Regions from separate parts of the Mus musculus genome. Here regions 1, 2, 3, 4 and 6 are each linked to region 5. A link is a loop called in an ENCODE intact Hi-C map of the cell type or tissue named here. Cell type or tissue: left cerebral cortex. All regions are shown on one strand. Region 1 has its middle 4.8 kb from the start of Gm40054. Region 2 overlaps Nbea (neurobeachin). Region 3 overlaps Nbea (neurobeachin). Region 4 overlaps Nbea (neurobeachin). Region 5 holds the start of Nbea (neurobeachin). Region 6 holds the start of Gm40054 (a long non-coding RNA gene).

Region 1 (4,000 bases), 180 kb after region 5:
GATATTGTTTTTAACTAGGCATACGATGCCATTTCAATATTATGATGGCTATTGCCAACATTTGTGACCATGTTGGTAGCCGAAGTCAAAAGTCATACTGATTGCATCTCAATAAGTTTTATTTATTTATTCACCTATTTTTTTTTCTTGGCTGCTTCCTAGGTTACAGGCTAACCTGGAGAGTGGGTCTGTGGGAAGAGATATGAGAAGGTCAGGGTGGTCCATCTTGTCAGTATACTGAGATTTAGAGTGGCTGTTCTATACTACTACCATCCCAGAACATGTCAGTTATCTTTCCCTAAGGCTGGTGAATGGCCCAAGTTACCAATAAAGTACTTAATTTCTCTGTGAGAGGTCCTTACTGTTCTGAGATGACTGTACTGAGCATTTTGCTGTTGCAGTATTTGTCATTGCCACAGAGTTGACATGTTCATACTGATCCCAGCCTCAATCCCTCATGAGAATGTGCATATGGTTATTAGGGAACTCAAGGCTCTGTGTGTCTTTGTCACACACCCACAGCACCTCTCCTGTTCTTCTTCTGACTTCTGAGATCTTACAGATGCTGGGCCTCATGAGGTATCCTGTCTAGTTACTATGTCACCTGCTGTGTCTCTTCAGGGGAAAGCACAGATTAAGCCTGACACATTGCTATGTCTATGGTATATTTTAGCACCATCATCAAAGTCTATGCCAGTAAAGTAGGCCACAGCCCATAGGCCTCAGTTTGTAATGAGATGTTTACGCATAAGGCTATTTATACTTTTCTTATCACCTCTTATGTTACTAAGGTTTCAGATCCTGTAATAAAACAAATGAGAGAATCATTCAAAAACTTGGGAAAGGTTTATTTGGGACCATGGTTTAGTAAATGTTCATTGTTGCTTGGGGTCATCATAGTGGGGAGTGTGGAACAGAGAAATGCTGCCCACTCCATGACAGCCAGGAAACAGAAAGAGGGAGATCAGGAGCAAAAGGGGTAGAGAGACAGAGACAGAGAGACTTCATGTCCTCCTAGAGATCTAATGTCTTTCCACTAGACTGAACCTTGTAAAAGTTGCAGCATCTCCTAGTAGCACCATAGTTTAGCAATCAAGCTTTTGCTACATGGTCTTTGGGTGACATTTCAGTCCTAAAACATCGAACTACAGTAGAGTGAGTACCCTCTTTCAAAATCTTGGGGGTCCCACACAGATTGGTGCTAAGTTTCCAGTCTCTATTTGAACCCTGGGATTTTTAGAGACAAGATGGTGTACCCATGGTCAGTATTGTGTAAGACACAGCTAGTAATTACATTACAGGTAGAAGCGATTGCCCTTGCTGGACCTGAATTAGACACACATATGATGTATATGTATGTGTGTGCATGTGTATATATGTGTATGTATAAATTTATTCCATAGGTTATGTGACTCTGGAGAAACATGACTAAGATGCCTTCTAACTCATGAGTGCACAGAACATATTACTATTCCAAAGGGATAAAAGGGAACAGAATGAGGAAATATTGGCCCAAAGAAAGACTAAAAAACAGCAGGGCAAATTCTAAATTCTGTCTCTCCATGTCCAGTGTTAAAGCATTTTTCAGGACTTCAATTCCTATGGCTTTGTTGACTACAGCATACTTTTCTCTCTTAGGCTGGTTCCACACCGATCTGCAGCTTTCCCTAGAAGATATCTCATTATCCTAACATCTCTAACACCTTGGGGTCACTAGCATTATTCAGGATTCATCCCCATAGTTTCACACAATGTTTTTATTGGCTCTCCAAGCAGGGACACTCCTGTCACATGCCTAGCCTCTGCAGCTTTCCTTAGTCACACAGGAAGATCCCATAACCCCTTTCTTATGTTCTTGACTCTAAAACCAGAACCACTTGGCTGAAGTTGCCAAGTTCTACGGCTTGCTGTGGCTGGAACTTGGCCCCCTCTTTCCATCACATTTGCATCAGCTTCCTCTTGTTGCTGGTTTCCTTCAGTGCTTCAGCTTTTCTTCAATTCCTTTTCACAAATTGGAAGCTTAGCTGGGTAGGGTCTTACCCAAAGGTCTCCACTCTCTTTATTCCATGTAGTATCACAACTTTTATTTTTTATGTTTTGAAAACCATTTGGTATCATGCAATAAAAATGAGTATAGAGATGTTTGTAGGCTCATTTGGTTTTTGGGTAATAGATTCTATTCAAGGCTCCCCTCACCCCAGTACAGCTTGAAAACCACCTGACAGTAATTAAATTATTTCAGCATCTCACTCCCATCTCCCACACACATTTTCCCCTTTTGTTTTGTTATTTGGCATTATGTACAATTTAATCTTCTTTAAAGCAACCAGCATAGCCACCCACAACTACACATGCTCACTCTAAATCTGAGCCTTGGGGATGGGAAGGACGAATCCCTCCCCTTTCCCTCACAGGTTGTAAATTGGTTATTCACATTTTCTTGGATGAGAATTTTAAGCACTGCACAGCATCTTCATAAGCACACACAGCAGATGGCTGGGAATACTGTGTGATAAGAAGAGGGAGCCAATTTCTTCAGTTATTTTCACCTCCTGAACACATTCCAAAGAAATGCAGCGGCATATTTTAGGGTATCTCTACAAGACCCCTTTCCTTAAATATGAATATAATTTGCTGCTGTGTTCACTTTAAGATGGACTCCTTTTGGGGCTGTCTTTATTGTAAGAGATCTTGTAGTATTTTTGCATAAAATTAAACTTTTGTTCAAAGCTCTCCTGGGTGTTGCTGCCTAGGAATTAACCCAGATGTTGCTTCTCCACATTCAGAGTGGCTATGAAACAGGAGGCAATGAAGCCTGATATTCAGATGACTGCCAGTGACCTTCATGCTTCTCTCTTGTGTAATGACAGGATCCAGAGAAAGGAAAAAAAAATCCAGGTCACCTAGTTTGATCTGTGAACTGGCCTCAACCTTTATCAACTTGAAAACTTTAGGCATGCTTCTTAGAGTCCAGATAATTCTGAGAAAAGGTATAGCTATTTTTACCTACTGGATGGTTGTTGACATGATGAGAGATTATATAGATGAAGCTCTTTCCTTATGTGTTCATTAATGGTGATGAAGTTAATACGTCAATAGTAGGGAATAAGATGTACCTGGTTGCCATCCTCAAGAGCATTCTTTCTTCATAGACATCTTACAGGTAAGTCTTTGGGGATAACTCCTGCTTGTCAGCAAAGCTTTAGGGAGCCTTAGCTCAACCAGAAATGATCCTTTGGCCTCATGTTTTCTCCACATACGTCATTTTTTTTCCTTTTTTTTTTTTGCTATGATTGAAATTTTTGTCTAATATTTGTCCATGGACTTAGTTTAATATCTGAAGAAGTTTGTTTATATGGATAATTCTTGTTGTACAAGTGTGTTTGGAAATAGGCCAAGTTCATTTGGTCTGTTTTTCTAAGACCATAAATCAGTGATGGCATGCAATAACTCGCATTAAGAAGCAGAAGGCAGGGCTAGAGAGATGGCTCAGCGGTTAAGAGCTCTGACTGCTCTTCCAGAGGTGCTGAGTTCAATACCCAGCAACCACATGGTGGCTCACAACCATCTGCAATAGTATCTTATGCCCTCTTCTGGTGTCTGAAGACAGCAACAGTATATTAATATACATATAAATAAACAAATAAATAAATCTTTTTAAAAAAAAGAAGCAGAAGGCCTTTTGAGTTAATGCCTCAGGAGAGTTGATGCAGACAGACTAAGTCTTCTGTGGACTAAAGGATCTAGAGAATTGGGCTAAATTATAATTCTAATGTTATACTGCCGTATATCATGGCCACTAGATACAAGTGGCTATTCAAATTTAAATGAGTGCAATAAGAGCAGCAGCAGCAGCAACAACAACAATATCAACTCAGTTGTACTAGGCAGAGTAGATACATTTGGCCAGTGCTATCATAGAAGACAGTACGGAGACAGAACACTGCTGTCATTGTAGATATTTGTAGAATGTTCATTTGGACAGCACTGTTGTGCTTGG
Region 2 (4,000 bases), 100 kb before region 5:
CAGAGTGAGATGTTCAAGACAAAGAAAGACAAATATGGGATGTATTTGGTTTTATATGGATATTAGCTGTTAATTCAATGATAACCAAGCTACAATCTGTAGAACTATAAAGGTTAGGTATAGAGAAAGGGGCAAGGAGGGGTCAGGTAGATCTTGTTAGGAAAGAGAAATACAATGAATACTTATGGGAGGATCAGTGAGAGGGGAGGGGAATGGGAGATGAGGGAGGGGTTATGTGAAGAGGCAGCTAAAATTAAAGGCCACTTGAGGGGTATTATGAAAACCTAATGTAGTAGAAGCTTCCCTAAAATATATACATGAAGGTGATCTACATAAAATCTCCAAGTAATGGGGGAGACAGAGTCCCAACAGGCATCTCTTGTCACCAAATAGAGCTTTGGCTACCAGGATTGGTTTACATCTAATTGAGTTCTTAGCCAATGGAGTCCTATGGAAATTCCCAAACAACACAGGCTGTTGCCAAACTTTATGTTGCCACAAACTAACATCAAGACCCATTACTGAAGACAACACCCACAAAACTCATTGACCACGGTGAAGGTAAACTGCTGCATACACAGAGCTTTCACCCCGGTGTGTTCTACCATCACTGGTACAAGTAGGGACTCTGTATACTATCAAAAGATAAATGTAAATGCCAAACCATCTACAAAATCACCGATCAACAATGGTGTCCTGCCTGAAAGATACGCTGGAGCAATTGTGTCACAAAGTATGCTCTATCATATAGAATCTATCATGCCCAACACTGCTTGGGTGACTGAGAACCGGAGAATATAAAGAGACCAGCATCCTAGGGGAAAACCAAATATTAATCTTCTTCAAAAAAAAGTAGTAATAAAATAACTGCTAATGACAATCTGCTATACTCATAGATCAGGGTCTCTTGCTCAGCCACCATTAGAGAAATTTCCTCCTACAGAGAATGGAAAGAAATGGTGTTCCACAGTCAGACATTATGCAGAGTGTGAGATACCTTAGAACACTTAGTCCTAATAGACTATCTCCATCAAATCCTTCCTCTCAGAGCTCAGGGAACCCTGCAGGAGAGGAGGAGGAAAGAATACAAGACCCAGAGTAGATGGAAGACACCAAGAAAACAAGAGCCTATCAATCAACAAGATCAAAGCTCCTATGAGCTCAAAAGGACTGAGCCAGCATGAATAGTGCCCAAACACCAGATTCTTTGTGCTTATCTTATGGCTTCCAATTTAGTGGTTTTATGGGATTCCTGAGTATGGAAGCAAGTCTTTCTCTGAGAGTTAGGCCTTCTCTTGGGCTCTTTTCCTTGTTTGTCTTCTCCAAATCTGATGTTAACTATTGTTTTATCTTATTTCATTTTATTAGTATCTCTTAGAAGCCTGTTTTCTAGTGTGAGAAAGGGAGTGAATCCAGAAGGGAGGGGAGGTGGGAGCAACTGGGAAGAGTAGAGGGACAGGAAGCAGTATTCAGGATATATTATGTGAGAAAGGAATTTATTTTCAATAAAAGGAAGGTGAATGGGGGTGTGGTATAAGGGGTAAAATGACTATACTAAAACCAGTTGTTACCTAGGCCTAGTGAAACAAATAAAACTAAATGGATACAAGATAGCAACATGTAATGTCACTGTGACACAAAACAGAAAGACTGCTGTAAGTATTTTGGTTATTAAAATCACTGGGAACACTAAGATCTTTTAAAGAATAATTTTGTTATTTCTATGTCTAAACTAAAATAATAAAACAGAAATATGAATATAAAAAGGTTTTAAAAGTATATTTTAATATTTATTGTTACTCTTCCATAACAAACTTCCCATTAATTTAAACATTAAACTTTTTAAAAAGCAGCAACACTTTAAATTATGGCATGTGCTCCTCAAACATTGTCAACTTTGATTTGTTTGATTGTTCCTTTGTTGTTTTTTGAGACAGAGTTTCTCTGTGTAGTAGTGGCTATACTGGAGCTCACTCTATAGACCAGGCTTGCCTGGACCTCAGGGATCCACTTGTCTCTGCCTCACAAGCTCAGAGATTAAAGGCGTGCGCCACCAATGCCCATCTCAGCTTGGATTTATACTGTATAATATTGTCTCGCCTCCAAATAGTCTGAAACTGTACAACTCCAAATGTGATTTTAAAAAGTCTACCCGTACTTACCAAGTGTGTTCATTAAAAACTAATTCATAGGAGTGAATGCTGTATCTTGCCTAAAATGTACCAATTTCAAAGCAAAATAGAGATCAGAATCATCAGTCAGTGTCACTGGCTTTGTGACATGAGCACCCTTATTACCCCATTCTTACCCACTGCAAGGGACAATTAAATGCAAATGTATGAAATGAATTCCCTCAGTCTGACACAGCATTTGACACTCTTTCTTTTTCTAAATCTCTGATCCATAGATAGCATCCCTTTTGACAAGTCATTTGATGAAAGGCTTGTTTGTGTATTTTATGTGTAGGTGTAAGCATACCAAAAGAGGGCAGCAGATACCACTATGGATGATTGTGAGCCACTATCTGTTTGATGAGAAATGAGCACAGAACCTTGGGAAAAACAGTAAGTGTTCTGAACAGTTGAGTCCTGGACAAGGCATTTTGAATGATCATAATACAATGTACATATTTCAAACTCTGAGATTTCAAATACCACTTAAATAAGCAATGTACTCAAATTTGTTTTTCAGAATTGATAACTAAAAGCATGTCTAAAAATAAAAAGGTTTTCAGAATTGATAACTAAAGGCATGCCCGAAAAATGAAAAGTTCATGAAAAATAATAATTAAAAAGAGAAGAGCAGATGAAAAGGAACATCACAGTAAATATCAAAAAGTTGGTATGACAATTACCCACATTGAACAAAGATTCTCACTAAATACAGTAGTGTGAAAGCAGGTTATACAACAAGACCTTTGCTGAGAACTTATATCAATGCAGTCATTCCTACCTTATAACCAGGTCCTAATTGATGAACTGCAAATATCTGTGCTGGGTTAAGAGCTTCACTGAACACATACACAGCCCCAAGCTGGCCACAGAACACCCTATTGGCATCAGCAGTTTCTGAAGATCCAAGAAAGCACTTGTCATAGCTCTATTTTTAAAAGTCACAAAAAATAAGTTATTATTTTGTAGTGACAGAATATTTAAAATGCATTTCTTCATTAACAGAAACATTTAAGATACTAACAATAGTGAAAATGCTATTTTGGGTATTTTTCAAATGTTTCAATAATAAAAGTAAATAAACAAGTTTTAGAAAATAAAATCAGTTAAATAGAAGTTAAGAGCACAACCATCCATCACACCCTCAGACCTGACCACCTTTTCAAATTGTAGCAATAACGACAAAGATTGTGTAATTGTTTATAACTGAATTTTGTAATTCAGAAACAAAATGTGTTTACTGAAGCAAAGATAATTTTAAATTGCTAATAATTCACAACTGATCAAATTTAGAGAGAAAATAAATCAAAAGAATGACTTTGCCAAATCTTAACTATAAAACCATAGGAATAGATTTTTTTAAAATTCTACTTCATTTCTCAATATGGATGAATAGGCAACCCCCATTTTCTGCACTAAATAAGCAAGAATGAAGAAAATCAGTTTGTTCTGCATAGGGATTATATAGAAGCAAAAACAATGATTCACTATCTCGCGAATATTATTCACCTAAAGGATCTTTCATCTAGAAAGCCTGGCACACCTACATCCTTTCAACACCAGCCAAGGAAGGCAAAGACAGTAGGTACTAACCACTATCCTCTCTTGTCACCACAGGATATCCCACACTTTAATTTGAATAAACACACTAATATTCAGCTATCAAACTAGACAGAGTCATAGAGAAATCGATCACTACATAGGTCTGTCAAATATGAGATCCCATTTGTGCTTCATACAATAGCAAAAAAAAATAGTAGTAAGGTGAATGGAAGAGAAAAACAAGAACTTATCGTTCAACATGTGTAATTTAAACTGTGCAAACTAAA
Region 3 (4,000 bases), 170 kb before region 5:
TTACTTGGATTCTGGATTTTGACTGTGGAGTCTGGCTCCGGGTGTGGTTTATGCACAACTTGAGTACAGACTTGCTCTGTCAAGATCTGAAAGATGAACAATTTGAACTTTGTTTAGAGAAGAAATTAAAAACAACTGCATAATATAGCTTTAGTAAAGAATCTGTCAAAGGTTTTGAATAATTTTAAGTCAAAAGAAATATCCCTCACAAAAGAACTTTCTAAAATTACATATGTCCTTAAACTCTGAAGTCTATATACCTCAAATTTTACTTACTTTGGATAAAGACAAAAGCCAGACACCTTATATATAGAAGAAAAGAATAGTTAGCTAATATAAAATTTGCTCTGTTTGAAATATGCTTTCAGTATGCAATTTTAAGACCTCTGTGTTTTGAATTATAAATATTTGATGTTTTGTGTCATGCTAATTAAAAAAGTCAGTAACTGTTAACAAACCTATGCCTCATACAGAAAAGAAATCTAAAACTTATATTTCTAATTTTGACTAGAATGTAGGCTTAAAACCCTCAAGCAAAACCAGACATTTTGGTTATTGTCCATGCTTAGCACCAAGAGCTGATACATATCAGGAGTCATTATGTGACAGAATGGATAACTCCGTCAAATATAGATAGTCAATGTGGTTGCTCATGTAGCCCAGGTTTAACCATACTTGTCTCATCATTACAGCTAGCTCGCTATCTGTCTGTCTGTCTGTCTACATGCACAAAATTTCAGTAGAGATGAACTCCACTTAGAGCTAATGCTAAACTCTGAACACTCTTTTAAAAACACAGTTCAACTCAAAATCAATACAAAAAAGTCATCAGCCCAAGTACAGTCGCCTGTAGTTGTTGGAAGCTCTTGATTGCATGGCCTAAAAGGTGGAATTTCTCAACCCTTTCCCCTATCTTTTGACTCTTAAATTCTTTTCTTTTTTTTTTTCAAAAAAAAAAAAAAAGAAGAAGAAGAAGAAGAAAGAAAAGGAATCAGTGTTAATTTTGAGACTGGCTATGCAGAGTGCTAAGGTGAAGAGCACAGTGGGAAGAGCGAGGTTAGACACAGGGAGGACGGCTTCTAAGATGGAGAGCATCATGACATCCAGAAAGAAGAGACACACTCTCTTTCCTTTTTTTTTTCCAGACTAAACAGAGGACAGAAAATTTACATAAATAAATGAGGTATATAGACCAAAAATATATCGACTTGAAATAAGACATTGCTCTATTATTACTTCAGTGATAAATACTGGTTAAAATCATCTATACCCATTCTTAAAAATGAACAATGTTAAACTAAATAGTCTCAGAATGCTTTTTTAACAGTGTACTCTAAACATGACTGACTACATAGAGCTGCCATGTGAGATAAAAAATCTCTTGAGATAACATATACCAAAAAAACAGTGGCTGGTATATACCTAAAAGGGGTTTCTATACCTATTTTTCCCCAAAGCCCAAAATATAAGACTCCAGGTCGTTGTTGTTATAAATATGATGATACTCAAAATAGTTGCATACTTGCAGGGAAAACATCAGACCATGTTCCCCTCTGATAGAGTTTTCAAACCTTTCTCAAGCACAAGAGAGCAAGTCACATTTTGCAGAAAACAGAATTTGCTTCAAAGCACCACTGATTTTACTGTTGTCTATGTAAAGCTTTGCTCTATCATGTGACACTGAGGACAGTCATGGTAGTGCATATCCATAAACCTGCTATAAAGATCACAGGGTTCCTGTGTGAAAGCTGAAAGGTTTCACGAGTTACACGGATGTGCTTAGGAGCTGCCTCCAGCACGTATCTGTGAAGAAGCAGTTATGTGCCCACACACTACACTGCCTGATGCTTGCAGAATGGAAAACAGTTGGTAAGTGGAGCTACATTTCTAGCATCAATTTACTTAATTAATGTTCTGGAGATAGGCATAAATGCATGCCTCTATTAAGCAATAAAACATAGTAAACTGTCATTAAGAACCTACGTGAGATTTTAAAAGAGGGAAGGAAATAATGTGTATAAATAGAGAGAGATGAATATAGGTATAAACCTTTTAATCGCAGTTTAAGATTCAAAGAGGTCCCTGAAGATTTTACTGACTTTATGTGAGGCATATACAGTAGATGGAGGAGCCCCCATGATTTCTATATGCTGTCAACATTTTCAATGAAGCCACATGTGACAGGTGGCAGTTGTGTTGGAAAGAGTAGACTGAACTTTAAGCACAGAGGTAACTTTATAAATCTGGTTTTTAATAGATAGACATAAAAGTGCAGTGTTAAGCATTAGATTTTATTTTACTTCATAATTATTCTGTATTCCTTGTTTTATGAGAAGATGTTAGTCTAATGTGCTAGCTCTGGCAGTTTCCTTGGTGGCTTACTGACTCCCAGTGCTCACTGGAGACCCAGTATCTTCGTCATTTTTGTTTTGGTTTGCTTTTAGAAGAGGTTAAGATATTTTCACTGCCTCATAACTTATGTGATGTTGACTAGAACACCTGTACAATAGTATCAGGATTGTTCTGAGGACAATTAGCCACAATGACCATAAAAGAGAATCCAAAGCTGGTTCTTTGAACCTGTTCAAAATCCCATGGCAAGGGATTTCAAGGGCCTAGGGGGTTATTTAATTCTGCTGATTAACTAAACTGGCATAGCATCCAACTGCCCATTTAATTATGTTTGTATCTATAGGCAATTAACACTCTTGGCTTTAACCAGAGAAGCTCTTTCCAGTGAATGGTGGTAAATACAGAGACTCACTGACATTCAAGGTGCTGAGAATAGGAGACAGACAAGTAGTCAAACCTAAACAAGACATTCACAGCCTCTTCTCCAAGGCTCATGAAACACTGAGGCACAGGACACTGAAAGAATTTAAGAATCAGAAGATAGGGGAAAGGGTTGAGAAATTCCACCTTTTAGCCAATGTACATTCATTGCAATCAAGAGCTTCCAATAACTATGGACGACTGTACTTGGGCTGCAGACGGATGCGTCAACAGCCAGGCAAGGATGGAGCAAGTACTCGGGATGCTCACTAAGGAACTATTTCCTTTGGTGGTGGCTTTAATAAGAGTGGCTCCCGCAGGCTTCTATGTTTGGATATTTGGTCAGTAGTTGGTGAAGCAGTGTGGAGGAATTAGGAGGTGTGGTCTTATTAGAGGAGGTGTGTTCCTAGAAGTGGGCTTTGACGTTTCAAAGACTCATGCCATTCCCAATTATCTGTTTACTGCCTACTTCTGGATAAGCATGTAAGTTTTTTGCTACTGATCCAGCACTATGCCCACCTTCATGCCTGATGCCACAAGGTACCATACTGGCCATGGACTCACCCTCTGAAATTGTAAGCCCACAATAAACTCTTCTATAAGTTTCCTTAGCCATGAAAGATACCTACTGATAAATTTAGAGAAGGAATGAGTGTGTGTGTGTGTGACTACTTTCAGTTATGTCCTACCACTGTGACTCATTAAGGCTCCAATATAAAATCCTAATCCTGAGGTAACAAGCATGGCCCTCGTTAAGCTAAATGGGCCACAAAATAAAGGCAAAAGTCACAAATCTTGGAAAAGAACAGGTAATGTAAAGGCACTGAAAAAGAAGGGAGGGAAGAGAATGGGAAAAGAGAGTAAGCCAGAATGCATTATATTCATGTATGAAAATTCAAAGAGCTAAACTAATAAAAAAAAAAACTGGGTAAAAAAGCCTGATTTTATAGTTTAATAGTCACTGTTTCATGTACAAATCATCTCAAATATAAGAGTTTTAAAGTCAACATGAGATAACTTTTATCCTAATAGAATTTTTAGAATATTGACTTAAATATCATAAAATTGGTATAACTAAATTAAATCTATCATGAGTTTAGCTTGTTTGTAACACATGACAGCAGCCCCAAATGATGCAATCTTCAAACTGTGATGACCTAGAAACAGCAACTCATTCAAACACAACCGCACAGTTCAACATTCTTGTTGGTAGTGCTGACTAAGGCCT
Region 4 (4,000 bases), 85 kb before region 5:
GCTAACTGGCTTACTTATGGCTCAGCATGCTTTCTTATAGAACCCAGGACCACCAGCCCGGGGGTGGCCTCACTCACAATACCCGCCCCACCCTATATTTTTTATTTAAGAAATATTTTTTTATTTATTTAAAAAATATATTTTTTATTTAAGAAAATGCCCTATTATAGGCTTACTTACTACCTGATCTTATGGAGACATTTCCTTAACTGAGGATCCCTCCTCTCTGATGATTCTAGTTTATGCCAACTTGACATAAAACTAACCAGCAGAGGAGTAGAAACTTCTCCATTTAATTTGCTAAGTATATTCAATATGTTGTGCACAACTGTCAGTTGTTGGAATCACACTTAAGAGTTTCCACTTTTAGTTCCTATTTTCTAGTTAAATAAATTTGTAACGCATTCCTTTGGAAAAACTAGCTGGGAGTGAAAACACAAAACACACACACACACACACACACACACACACACAGGGGCGGGGGGTTAATAATCAGCACTGTACTACTCCCCAAACAAAGCTGGTAAAAATAAGAATCAATTTTCAAAGACTTCTGGACTCTAGCCACAACCAAATAAAGAAGCTACTACTCTTGTTAACAACACTGTAGATTATTAAATAATTTGCCTACTGTCTCACCATTCCTTGTACCCTAAACTGACAACAATATATCATAAAGCCTGGGGTGTAAGGACTGCTAATTCCAGAGGCAGCAATGTCATCCCTATTCACAAAGACATTCATGGATTTCCATCTGTTTGACAACTCCAAGAAAAGGCACAAAGAATTCCCTTTTGTTTCCACTACAACAGTTTTCCAGGGCTAGCTGACTGCTAATGACATCTGGAGGTAGAAGAACCGGCATAGCAGCCTGAAGCAAGAGGTAACATTGTGTCAAGAAAGAAAATATTCGTGTGGATAAAGGAGAATTGTAAGGTTGTGAAGTCTCTTTAATGTTCCCAGGTGCTGAAGGGAATTAGGTAAGTCATAACCCGCCTGAGCACGAGCACATTCAGAACAGGAGCTGTGAGGCTCAGGCTCTGACCTCCAGTCAGCCCCTAGGCGCTACAGGATGCAGAACCAGTCCCCAGGACTGAGCAGTTTCATTTCCTTCCTGTTTCCTTTTCCTTTTCTTCTTTTCTAATTCTAAGCATTACAATAACTGTCAAAATGGGAGCCAAAGAAACAAAAACAGAATTTAAGGGTTCACAAGCAAGAGAGAATGCAAACGTTTAAAATGCTTAGGAGAATCACTGTAAAAACAAAACCAAAAAAAAAAAAAAAACCAGAAAAGAAAAGAAAAAAGAAAGAAATGAAAAGAAAAAAAATAGAAATATAGGTCTCATATCAAACATTTCTACATTAAACTTTTAAAAAAACAACCAATTACCAAGGCTTGAAATAACTAAATACAAGAATAGCTGTTTAGTGTTGATATGAGGCCCTGGGTCTAACTCCCAGCAGTGTAAAATGATTTAAAAGTAAAGTAAAACAAAACAAAACAAAACTCTAAAACCTACAAATAAAAGTATGGTTCATCTAGAAAGAAGAAGAAAGGTTAAAGGAGAAACTAGGAGAAAACGAAAGCATAGGCATGGCTTAGACTCATTAGACAAAAATCTGAATCTAGTTACCTTAAATGGCTCTAATAAAGCAAATCCTGGAGAAGGATGGGTAGACTAGAAGACTAAATTTCCACAAATAGGGATCTATGAAGACACATTATTTAAAAGGACAAACTAGAAGTCTGTGTACTGACCAACACTGAAATGCAAACTAACCAGTAGGTCTGAACAGACAAGAACTTAGATTTTGATAATGTAGTAGTTTGAATAGTTTTGCCCCTCATAGATCCATGTTTTTAAATGCTTGGCCCACAGGGAATGGCACTATTAGGAAGTGTGGCCTTGTTCGAGGAAGTTTGTCATTGTGGAAGCTGGACTTTGACATTTTCAATGTTCAAGCTAAGCCCAGTGTGAAACAAATTCAGTCTCCTCCTAGCTGTCTTTGGATAAAGATGTAGAGCTCTCAGCTCCTCCAAAGCTATGTCTGTCTGCAAGCTGCCATACTTCCTGCTTGATAATAACAGGCTAGAACTCTGAAAGTGTTAGCCAGCCCCAATTAAATGTTAGTCTTTATATGAGCTGCCTTTTTCATAGTTCCTTCACAGCAATAAAACCCGAAATAACACAGATAGCATCCTTTTACTTTTCATTAATTTTCTCAAAGTGAAATTACAAAAATGTGCTTGTTGTAATTTTTTAAGATTTATTTAATTTTATGGGTACAGTGTAACTGTCTCCAGACACACCAGAAGAGGGACCCATTACAGATGGTTGTGAGCCACCATGTGGTTGCTAGAAATTGAACTCCGGACCTCTGTAAAAGCAGTATCCAAAAGTTTTCTGAGTGTGCTCCCCTCATTTAAACAAGCAAAAAATAAGTACTTTTTAAAGGTCTGTATTATGCTACCTAACTTGTTTCACATTATTTTTCACATTATTTTTGTCTCTTGAAAATTAGCATACAGAGTGTGATGGTTTAAATAGTAATAGCCCATATAAACTCACGTGTTTGAATGCATGGTCCATTAGGAGATTTGACACTGTTGGAGTAGGTGTGGCCTTGTGGTAAGAAGTGTGTCATTGTAGAGACAGGCTTTGAGGTCATATATGTTCAAACTATGCCCAGTTTTGTACACGGTGTCCTGCTGCCTGCAGATCATGATGTAGAACTCTCAGCTCTTTCTCAAGCACCAGGTCTGCCTGGACTTTGCCATGCTTCTTGCCATGATGATAACTAAACCTCTGAAACTGTAAGCCATCCCCAATTAAATGTTTTTCTTTATAAGAGTTGCCATGGTCATGGTATCTCTTCACAGCCATAAAATCCTAAAAGTATTGAGTTTAACTGTGGTATTTTCATATATACCTTGCCCTTTTGTTGGGATCTCTTAAAATTACATATTTTTAATAATTTCATACATAAATACAACATACTCAGCTCATATTCACTCTTTTCCCACCTTCAGCTCTTCCCAAAACTCCCCCAACTATGTCCTACATCCAACTTGCTGTCCTCATACTTTTCTAATATTTCACTGAGAACAATCAGTGACAGCTGTATGAGTATCAGTGTAGAACCATCAATGGGAGCTCAGCACCTACCCTGGCTCCCAACCTCAGCAGCTATCAACTTCCAAATACTCTTCTGTTAGGGGTAGGGCAGTGTTCTATCTGTGCTTGGAGCCTTGACTGCTCAACAAAATTCCATTATGAGAATCATGCTTTCTTTCTTTTTTCTCTCATCTATTTCTGGATATCTAACTTGGTTCCATTTCTTAGTTACTCTGCATAATGTGGCTATAAATGTGAATGTGCAAATATCGCTATGGTAAGGCATAGTATCCTTTGAGTAGTATAGCTGGATCCTATCATAAGTAGTTTTATTCTCAGTGGTTTTTAGAGGCCATATTGATTTCCACAGTTACTGTACCAGTTTACATTCCCATCATCAGTAAATAAGAATCCCTTTTCTCCACATTTGTTGTTCTTTGTTTTCTTGATATTAGCCATTGTTACTGGAGTGGATATGTGTAGATTGTTATCTGTAAGCAGGTGAAGGCAGGTGAAAGATAAGGCTAGATAGAGCCTGTGATTGGGCAATGGGAAAAGAAGTCAGGCTGAGAATTTTAGAGGAGTACAGAGAGACAGAGGGACAGAGGGGATGACATAGAGTAGCAGACAAGATGGAACCTATATGAAAGGAAGAGGAGCCAGAACCACACAGTCCTGGGAACTTTAAGTATTGGGGATTTCTTAGATAGATGATTAAATATAAGTAGGTAGTTTGCCCTATCTAGGGGCAATTGAGTTTTGAGCTCATTGTGTGGGTGTTTTATGGGTTGAGACTTTACTGACATAAATCTGACTGACATATTACAAACTTCTATAGTTTTGATTTTACCAGGCTACAGAGATTTGTGACAGCTAACCACAGA
Region 5 (4,000 bases):
CTTTGAGTTGACACACTAGCAAAAAGAAGACAAAAAGTACTCCAACTTTTCCACGAATTTCAAAGGTGCAAAAACAACAGAGTTATCTAATCCACGTCTCAGGGTACCACTGCCACAGCAGCAGTTTTCTTTCAATTTTCCAAAGGCACCAAACAGAAATAATTGCTTCTCTGAAAAGTCAGACCTCATGAGTGTTATAAAAATCCCCAGCAAGCATTTTTCTTTATATTCCTGCGACTTCACACCAAATACAATGGTCAACTGACTGTTACTGACTCACACCTTGCCTTCCCAAACCCAGCCTTACTGAATGTCAAAGGCTAGACAATGCAGAGGAAGCCGGGTTTTTAAGAAGCTTTGCTGAAGAAAGGCAAAACCAAAAACAAAAGAAATGCATTTGCAAAGCGCAAAAGCCATGACCTAGCCTCAATTATGCTCTATTTTGGCTCTTCCTCTCCTTCTGCTGGACCAAGTCATCTTCAACATTGTTTAGGTTCTCTGTAGCTAGCGCAGAACATTAAGTCATACACACTTCTGCAGTAACTCTCTTACCATGAAAGGAGCCAAAACCTAGGCTGCCTTTCAAATCTTTCTTCTGGTCTTTATCCTCAAGCCACCGCAACCATAGAAACCAACCTGTAAGATCCGGTGCCCCCCTTACATTTTAACACCTTCTGCGCCCCACACCCGTAAAGGTAAGAGATCAGCATATCTGGAGAGATACTACAAAGAGGTGAAGATTGCCTAGAGATGGAGGTAGGGGTGAGTACAGGCACAACACGCTCCATCACTGCCACGGAATGTATTTAAAGACAGATGCAAAATCTGCATCATTCGTCGTCCTCCCTGGAAAACCCAGCACCCCAGCTGCTCAAGTTGGAACCAGTGCGCTTCTCCCATTTCAGGAGCACGGGAGGGGGTGGGGGCTGGGGCGCTTGGGGGGACTCGGGCTCTAGGGGCCGGGCTGTCACCCTCTCAGAGCCACAACACGGACAATTAAGAGATGGGGAGAAGAAACTCCCAAAGGACCTGAGGGCCGCTTCACACCTCCACTCACGGCCCAGGCCCTAAGGACCGACCACTCGTCGGAAGTGCCGGGTTGAGTTGGGCACCGCGCGGGTGACAGGAGGGAGGTGGCGCGGCCGTGGCTGCGCGCGGGCGGGCGGGCGGGCGGACGGACAGGAGGCTGAGGGACGCGGGGAGGCAGGGCGCGGACGCCCGGGGTTGGGAGGGGGGGCGCTTACCAGGTTGAGCACGGTCTCCACGATGTCCCTGTTGCTGACCTCGCCGACCTGTATGAGTCCGATCAGAACGGCGAATTTCATACGGATGTTGCGGATCGGCACCGAAGGGTTGATCATGCCCGCCGGCAGCACCACCGGGCCGGAGCCGGCCGCCCCCCGAGGCTCCCCCATGGCGCCTCCGCCGCCTGCACCGCCGCCGGCCCCGACGGCCAGGAGCGCGACGGGCTGCGGCTCGAGCCCCGGGCCCGGCTTGTCGCTCGCCATCCGCCCCGCTGCTGAGGAGCTGTGCAGCGCCGCCGCGCCGCCTCCGCCGGTTCCGTTATCCCCGCCGCGGCCCCCGCCCCCCGGCCGGCGCCTCGCAGCCCCAGCATCCACCAGCGCCGCGGCGCCGGGCCCGCTCCCGTCCGCGCCTCAGCCGGGCCCGGCAGCCGTGCGCGGCGCCTCGCCGACCGCCTCCGGGGACAGCCTCAAGGGTCGCTTCCGAGGTCTCCTCCCGGGCTTGCCGCAGCTGTCTCCCCAGCGAGCTCACGGTCCGCCTCAGCGCTCGCCTCACGGAGCTCCTCGCAGATCGCCTCGGCGCTCTCTGCACCGATCTCCCCGGCTCGCTACCGCCGGCCCGGCCCCCCGCGAGGATGCCGCCTCGTCTCGCACGGCCCTCCGCCCTCCGCCGGGGGCCAAAGCTCGGGCCGCTGCCACCGGCGCCGCTGTTGTTGTGAAGCCCCGACGCCGCCGCTCACTCCGCCATGTTGCCGCCCCCTGCCTGCGGTAGCGGCCACTGCGCCTGCGCGCAGCTTGGGGGGGGCGGAGTCCTCGCTGCACCCCCTCTTTCTCCCGGCGCTCCTCCTCCGCATCCCTCACCCCTCGTCCCTCCCCCACGCGCTGGGACCGGGCCGACAGGTGAGCAGGTGCGCGGGGAGGAGTCGCGAGGGGAAGGACAGGGCTCGCCCGTCCGCTCTCCTTCCCCCTCGGCCTCGCCGTGCGGGCCACGTGCGGTGAGTGGAGGGCCACCTGCTCCCGGCCGCCTTTGCCTCCTCCTGGTCCACCTTGGGTCCGCGGCCCCACCTCGCTGCGGGGGTCTGGAGACAGGCCCAATGTCGCCGGGCTCTTGCCACAGCCCGTGGAGAGGCTGACACCTGCTCACACGGGCGCGGCTTAAAATAGATGCTGTCAAACCGGGAGCCTCTCTGCCAAGCTAGTTCTTGAACTCGCCTCCCTGACTACCCTCATGAGGTGGTTGGGTAGGTGCAGCAAATCCCCTGCTAGAAATCCCCAAAGATCCTCAGGTATGATGCCAGTGGGTGGGTGATCTCCCTTTTCCATAGGCGTATGAGGTTCACAAGAATTGTATGAATTATCAAAATACATTGGAGGTCCTCACGACCAGCCTTAGTCCGTGAGAAAATTTCAATTGAAAACATTATAACACGCACATGGCAATATCTCTGATGGCACTGAGTTAAAACCACGTAAGTATGACTGGTGGTTTCTTCCTTGACATCAAGGATATAGTTTCTTTAATATTTCAAGTGGTCAGCCCTTTTCGATAAAGACATATTGCCAGTCACCAGAAACATTAGAAATCCTAAGGTGTATTCAAATCATTTAAATTGTCATCCCAAACAAAGAAATGGTCAGTATACAAATGAATCATAATGCATAATTTATTACTATTCATCTTCTTTGACTGGTAACTCCCATGATACAGGATCTTATAAACATTTCAAAAGTACCATAGGGCAAACTTTCTTAATACCTGTATTTTCAATTAGTTCTTGGTTATATGTTTATTAGTGGTACAAACTCCCACTGAATTGATTAATTTTTTAAAGTAGTTGCACAAAAGTACCTGAAAAAAGTGGTAAATTGGTATGTCTATTTAAACAAAATAGTAATGGAATTATAACATGCTTACATCATTAAAACTGCTTGAGGAATTTGCAGAGCCTTAAGACTTCAGAGTTTGGCAATTAAGAATTCCAGTGATACTAGATGGTTGTGGAGCAAGCCTTTAACCCCAGCACTAGGGAGGTAGAGGCAAGCAGATCTTTAAATTCCAGGACAGCCCTGTCTACAGATTTTAGTTCCAGGACAACCAGGGCTACACAGAGAAACCCTGTATTAGAAAACAAAAACAATAAAAAGAACTGTGACTTTTAGAACTACCAACAATTTCTGTGCCTGGCTCAGGCAAGCATCATCTAGTTCTATAAGAACTACTTCAGTTGCAAATTTAAAATGCCATATCTCTCTTAAGTTATAAAATCCAAGCTGAAAGGTTATCTTAATCTATATATACACACACACATACATATCTGATGTGTACATATATGAAGTACATATAAATAGATATACAGTAAGTTGTACTTCTTGCTTTATTCTAGACATCTTGAATGAGAGCTTTGAGAGAGACTGACAACCTGATCTTCCCTTTTCCTTTTTTAGTGCATAGCTTGACACCCCTTTGACTGCTCTTAATTTTCTGTTATGTGTCTCAGGCAATAGGTGTGTTCATTTCAGTTTTGTTTTCCTTGTTCGTTTTCAGTTACTGGAGATGAAGAACAGGTAAAGAAAATAATCCCTGCTCAAAGTAGAAAAAGCACACTTTATTAAATTTCAGAAATATTTTTAAGCTTGCTAGTAATGTATTCTGTAGATTATCAGCTCCTTGCCCTCTTTAAAAAAAAAAAATTGGGCATGGTTCTGAATCATCCTTTAACTATCTGTGCAATCTACTCAGGCTATGTGAACTTCAGTAT
Region 6 (4,000 bases), 170 kb after region 5:
AAAATAAAAGGTGTGAGAAGAAGGAGCCTGGGTAATGCACGTCTGGTCTCACCCTGCTCCCCAAGCCCCTACCCTGTGACCTGCTCCCCCATACAGGTTCCACCCTCCAAAGCTTTTACAACCCCTCACAATCAGCTGAGGAGATGACTCGTATTTAAACTATACAAATTCTGTTTTTGCCTGATTTTGAATGAAAGTAAGGACATAACTACTCTGAATATGGTTGTGGAATCATAGATCTGAGAGAGAGCTTAGTCAGAAGGATCTGGAAGAGGAGAGAGGCAGAGGAGAGTAAGGGAGGGAGGGAAAAGAGAGAAGAGGAGAGAAAGACACACATACAACACACACACATACACACACAGAGACAGAGAGACAGACAGAGAGAGGCGGTCAGGGAGCACAAAGAGGCCAAGAGCAAGTCAGCCAGAGCCACAAGAATGTGTGGGCAAAATAGCTGGCTTATATAGGAAAAGGAGAAGCATAAAGGAAATGAAGTGTAGGCCAGCCCCTGGGCTGGAGATGTTTAGAAGAGGGGCGGCAGGAGAAGTGATGAGAGGAGCCCCTATTAAGCAAGATGTCCTGGCTTTCGCTGAGACCCAGCAAATATTAGATCTTATCTCATAATAAAACAATTCTGGAGGTTTATTATAAAACTGGAAATACTCTTACATGGGATCCATCCATCATTCTTCTTGGTATTTACTCAAAGGAATCGAAGGAAGATCCATGTCCATCTTAAAGCCCCCACACAAGTTTCCAGTGGCTTTGTTGAATTTGCCAAATTGCTGGCAACTAAGATATCCTCCCACAGTTAGATTTTTGTCAACTCAAAGAACATGACTTTGGATAGAGCAAAGGCTTTATTTTGGGCATATGGATATTTTCCTTTGGCTCAAGTATGCAGGGCCAGCTTTGATCACATGAATTAAACTAAACCATGATACCCATCAGGGAAAATTAGAGTATCCTCAAGTTTTGGTTGTTGGAGTACTTCATAAGATGAATTATTAGGGCTTTTAAAATATTTTGAAGCATTCTAGGTTTGAGCTGCATTCAACAGCTTTTCCCAGTGTGACAGATCACAGTGCAATATCATAAAAAGGTGTTTCCCCAGAATAAATTTAAAGGCCATCTCTTCAAAAGGTACCCCCCAGGATTTCAGGACCATCTGTGCTTTTCTCCTCTGGTTACTGTGACAGTGACTGTCAGCCCTGCTCTGCCAGTCCCAGGTTGAAAGCCATTCTTAGTCTGTAAAGACAGAGTTTTGGATAAGCACTTGCCATTGCCAAGCTAAGTTTCTCTCTCCTGATCATTATTCTCTATTTCATTTAGAAAACAATGCTAATGACTAGATTTAATCCTCATGGTGGTAAAATGTAACAAAACACATCTATTCCTGCTTTTCAGGACATTTGCTTTTGTGATGTGTGAAGCATCAGTAGAATTGTTCAGAGGCTAGGCTGAGCCTGTGTGCTTTGATGATTTTCATTTATCTTCTATTCTTCAGTTCTTAGAAGTGCTAACAAATGATATTAATTATTTTAAAATGTGCATATTTGCAAATGCAATATTGTACTTGCTTGAATCGGTGACAGCTCATAGTCCATGCAGGGTACAGCCCGATCTTTTGCAGACACTATTACCATATGGTATTATGCATGCAGAACTGTGCTTGTATGGTTTTGATGTTATGGGAAGTAGCAGGCTGTTTTCTTAATTTTCATAAGTTGCATATCCCCCTAAAGACTCATTATGAAAAGACACATTGAAGTGAGTGGTGTCATTACAAGATTGTTCTTGCTTGCCAACAAGCCACGCAAGGAGAAAAAAACATTCCTGACAATTTCTGAGATTCGATCATTAGAAATCACTTCTGAAATTAATGAGATGCTAGAAAAAGGAGCCAAACAGATTGTATCAGATGCAGGGCTCCAAGGGGGCTATAAACCAGGACAAGCGATTGAGTGTAGGCAGTAGTTTTCATGATCATCTACTTTCTTGCTGCTACTTCTTCAGGATGAACCCAAGCAGATCCACAATTATAAGCACTCACATGAATACAGAACACTCTGACCCAGAGGAAACTGTAATTAAATTAACAGCTAAAACTTGAGGTTTTTTACTCTCTCTCTCTCTCTCTCTCTCTCTACTCTCTCTCTCTCTCTCTCTCTCTCTTTCTTTCTCTCTCTCTCTCTCTCTCTCTCTCTCTCTCTCTCTCTCTCTCTCTCTCACACACACACACACACACACACACACACACGGGCACGTGCACACACACACACAGCTACAAAAGAAATTCTTCAACTACAACCCAGATTTTCCTCCAATATTTTCCACTACCTCCCTGCTACATTGTCTCTACCTGCTGGGTGTCTTCTGTAGTGCATACTTCTGTCTCCATGGAGACAGACAGCTCTGAGGGTAAAGCCATCTGGACTCAAACCTCACCCCAACCCCCAACTTCCTGGGATCAGTCTGTTTTTTGATCATAGAGCAGAGAGGTAGAAAACTTACCTTCTCACTAGGAAAGCAAAAATTTGTTGGCCACCTGAAATCCTCATTCCCTGTGGTCCTGAATTCAGTCAGGCAGAAAACGGAAAAGAACACCATTTGTTTCCTGTGAGGTTAGGAGAGCAGCCTGTTTGCTGGGAGGATAAAAAGGCCAAAGAGAGACTCACAACAGCAAGAAGAAAATTGCCATTCTTGGAAACGTCCACCAGCTGTCCAACTGTTAAGGTGATAGGTTAACTAGAAATCCAAGAAGTGTGTGTCGATCAGGTGCCTCTTTCTCCTTATAATGCACAGTTATTCTAAACAGAAAGGCATCAAAACACGCACAGATGTTGTTTGTTAATGAGTGGAGGAGCCAGGTGATGCATGCAAATGCTTGTTTTACTGAAGAGGCCTGCAGATCTGCAGAAAAAGCACAGACTTTCAAGCTCGAGACATCTCTGCCTTTTTCATTTAGCGGAAATATTTTCATACTGACATTACTGTGAAACTTTATTATTACACTTTTAGGTTTGAATCAAAAACTCGTCCTGCTTATGTGATAGTAGTTTTAATGTGTAAAGAAAAAAAAATTAACCTGTGATGGCTAATGTTCTAAGTGTAAAACCTGGGCGTTAAGAGATCTATAAAACAGAAATGTCCCTAACCTGTAAGCTCCACTCGCTTAAGAACGCTGGGGGCTATTGTTCATGTAAGTTAACAAGCCCACATGGTTTCCTGTCTGTAAGCAAGCTGGGTTGCCCCAGTTATGCAGGATCACATGTAGGCAGGAAGTGTGCTTGATCACACAAATGTAGGCAGGAAGTACAGGATGAATGCTTGCCTCTGATTGGATGCTGGCAGGAAGTTTGTAGCCGTTTGCATTTTGCATGTATTAGTTCCTGACTGATATAGTTCAGCACCACTTTTTGAGCTCGTGTCTCAAGTATGGACCTGGCCAGTATCCATGGTCCTGATTAGTTTTTAATAAAGCCTTTTATTCCTTAAGAATTTATTAATTGTCAAACTGGTGAATCTCTGAGCGAAGCTAGAACCATACAAACCAAATGCGTTAAGTCTGGAAATGCCATAACTTCTGGGCATTATAAGTTGTTCTAATATTGGAGGTACCAGAATTGCCCTCAACAGTTGTACAGAAAGGCATGATTGCCTTGTGATGTGCACTGATAACTCCACAAATCTGGTATCAGACTAGCAGGAATTTGTGACTGATGTGTCACAGTGGATCTCTGAAAGATGTTTTCAGCAGTTGGCTGACTTGCACAATACCTGCTTTGCAGACCCTGTCTTTGTATGGATCTTGTAGGAAGGCTGGGAGATGGGAACAGTTATGCTCCGTGAAGCTCAGTGAGGTTAAATAAGGTACCTAAGTTACTCAGGTAGTGAGAATCTCAGACCTACCTACCTTCCTTCCTTCCTTCCTTCCTTCCTTCCTTCCTTTTTCTTTCTTTCTTTCTTTCTTTCTTTCTTTCTTTCTTTCTTTCCTTTT

Evidence for each region. Peaks named below come from ENCODE experiments on the same cell type or tissue, not always from the same donor. Only the 100,000 strongest peaks of a DNase experiment are listed, where the experiment ranks them.
Region 1: a loop joins it to region 5, with 7 times the contacts of the local background. A loop is called at or near these places in 6 of 42 quality-filtered maps.
Region 2: it touches region 5 in a loop (3-fold over the local background); 6 of 42 quality-filtered maps call a loop at or near these places.
Region 3: a loop joins it to region 5, with 4 times the contacts of the local background. A loop is called at or near these places in 8 of 42 quality-filtered maps.
Region 4: a loop joins it to region 5, with 2.1 times the contacts of the local background. A loop is called at or near these places in 5 of 42 quality-filtered maps.
Region 6: it touches region 5 in a loop (2.6-fold over the local background); 6 of 42 quality-filtered maps call a loop at or near these places.

Annotation. Positions count from the first base shown.
Region 1 is chr3:56,360,334-56,364,333 of GRCm38, forward strand. No RefSeq gene overlaps it. Among named protein-coding and RNA genes, the nearest start is that of Gm40054, 4.8 kb to the left of the region's middle. In left cerebral cortex, no CTCF peak of the experiment used is centred here; DNase peaks (open chromatin) are centred at 1,915 and 2,420; H3K27ac peaks cover 1,031 bases.
Region 2 is chr3:56,076,907-56,080,906 of GRCm38, forward strand. It overlaps Nbea (neurobeachin), which reads right to left. Exons shown (of 58, transcript NM_030595.1): 8 at 2,953-3,099. Among named protein-coding and RNA genes, the nearest start is that of Nbea, 100 kb to the right of the region's middle. In left cerebral cortex, a CTCF peak has its summit at 2,485 (motif pointing right); a DNase peak (open chromatin) is centred at 2,491.
Region 3 is chr3:56,009,558-56,013,557 of GRCm38, forward strand. Nbea (neurobeachin) reads right to left here. Exons shown (of 58, transcript NM_030595.1): 19 at 5-86. The region is part of intron 6 of Gm31914 (a long non-coding RNA gene); the gene reads left to right. Among named protein-coding and RNA genes, the nearest start is that of Gm22784, 55 kb to the left of the region's middle. In left cerebral cortex, no CTCF peak of the experiment used is centred here; a DNase peak (open chromatin) is centred at 1,758; H3K27ac peaks cover 690 bases.
Region 4 is chr3:56,096,344-56,100,343 of GRCm38, forward strand. The region is part of intron 1 of Nbea (neurobeachin); the gene reads right to left. Among named protein-coding and RNA genes, the nearest start is that of Nbea, 85 kb to the right of the region's middle. In left cerebral cortex, a CTCF peak has its summit at 2,307 (motif pointing right); no DNase peak of the experiment used is centred here; H3K27ac peaks cover 270 bases.
Region 5 is chr3:56,181,728-56,185,727 of GRCm38, forward strand. It overlaps Nbea (neurobeachin), which reads right to left and starts at 1,974. Exons shown (of 58, transcript NM_030595.1): 1 at 1,245-1,974. The coding sequence starts at 1,508. In left cerebral cortex, a CTCF peak has its summit at 2,000; DNase peaks (open chromatin) are centred at 334, 801, 1,582, 2,029 and 1 more place; H3K4me3 peaks cover 2,724 bases; H3K27ac peaks cover 2,224 bases.
Region 6 is chr3:56,354,717-56,358,716 of GRCm38, forward strand. It overlaps Gm40054 (a long non-coding RNA gene), which reads right to left and starts at 2,834. Exons shown (of 3, transcript XR_867301.1): 1 at 2,515-2,834. In left cerebral cortex, a CTCF peak has its summit at 2,374; a DNase peak (open chromatin) is centred at 2,442.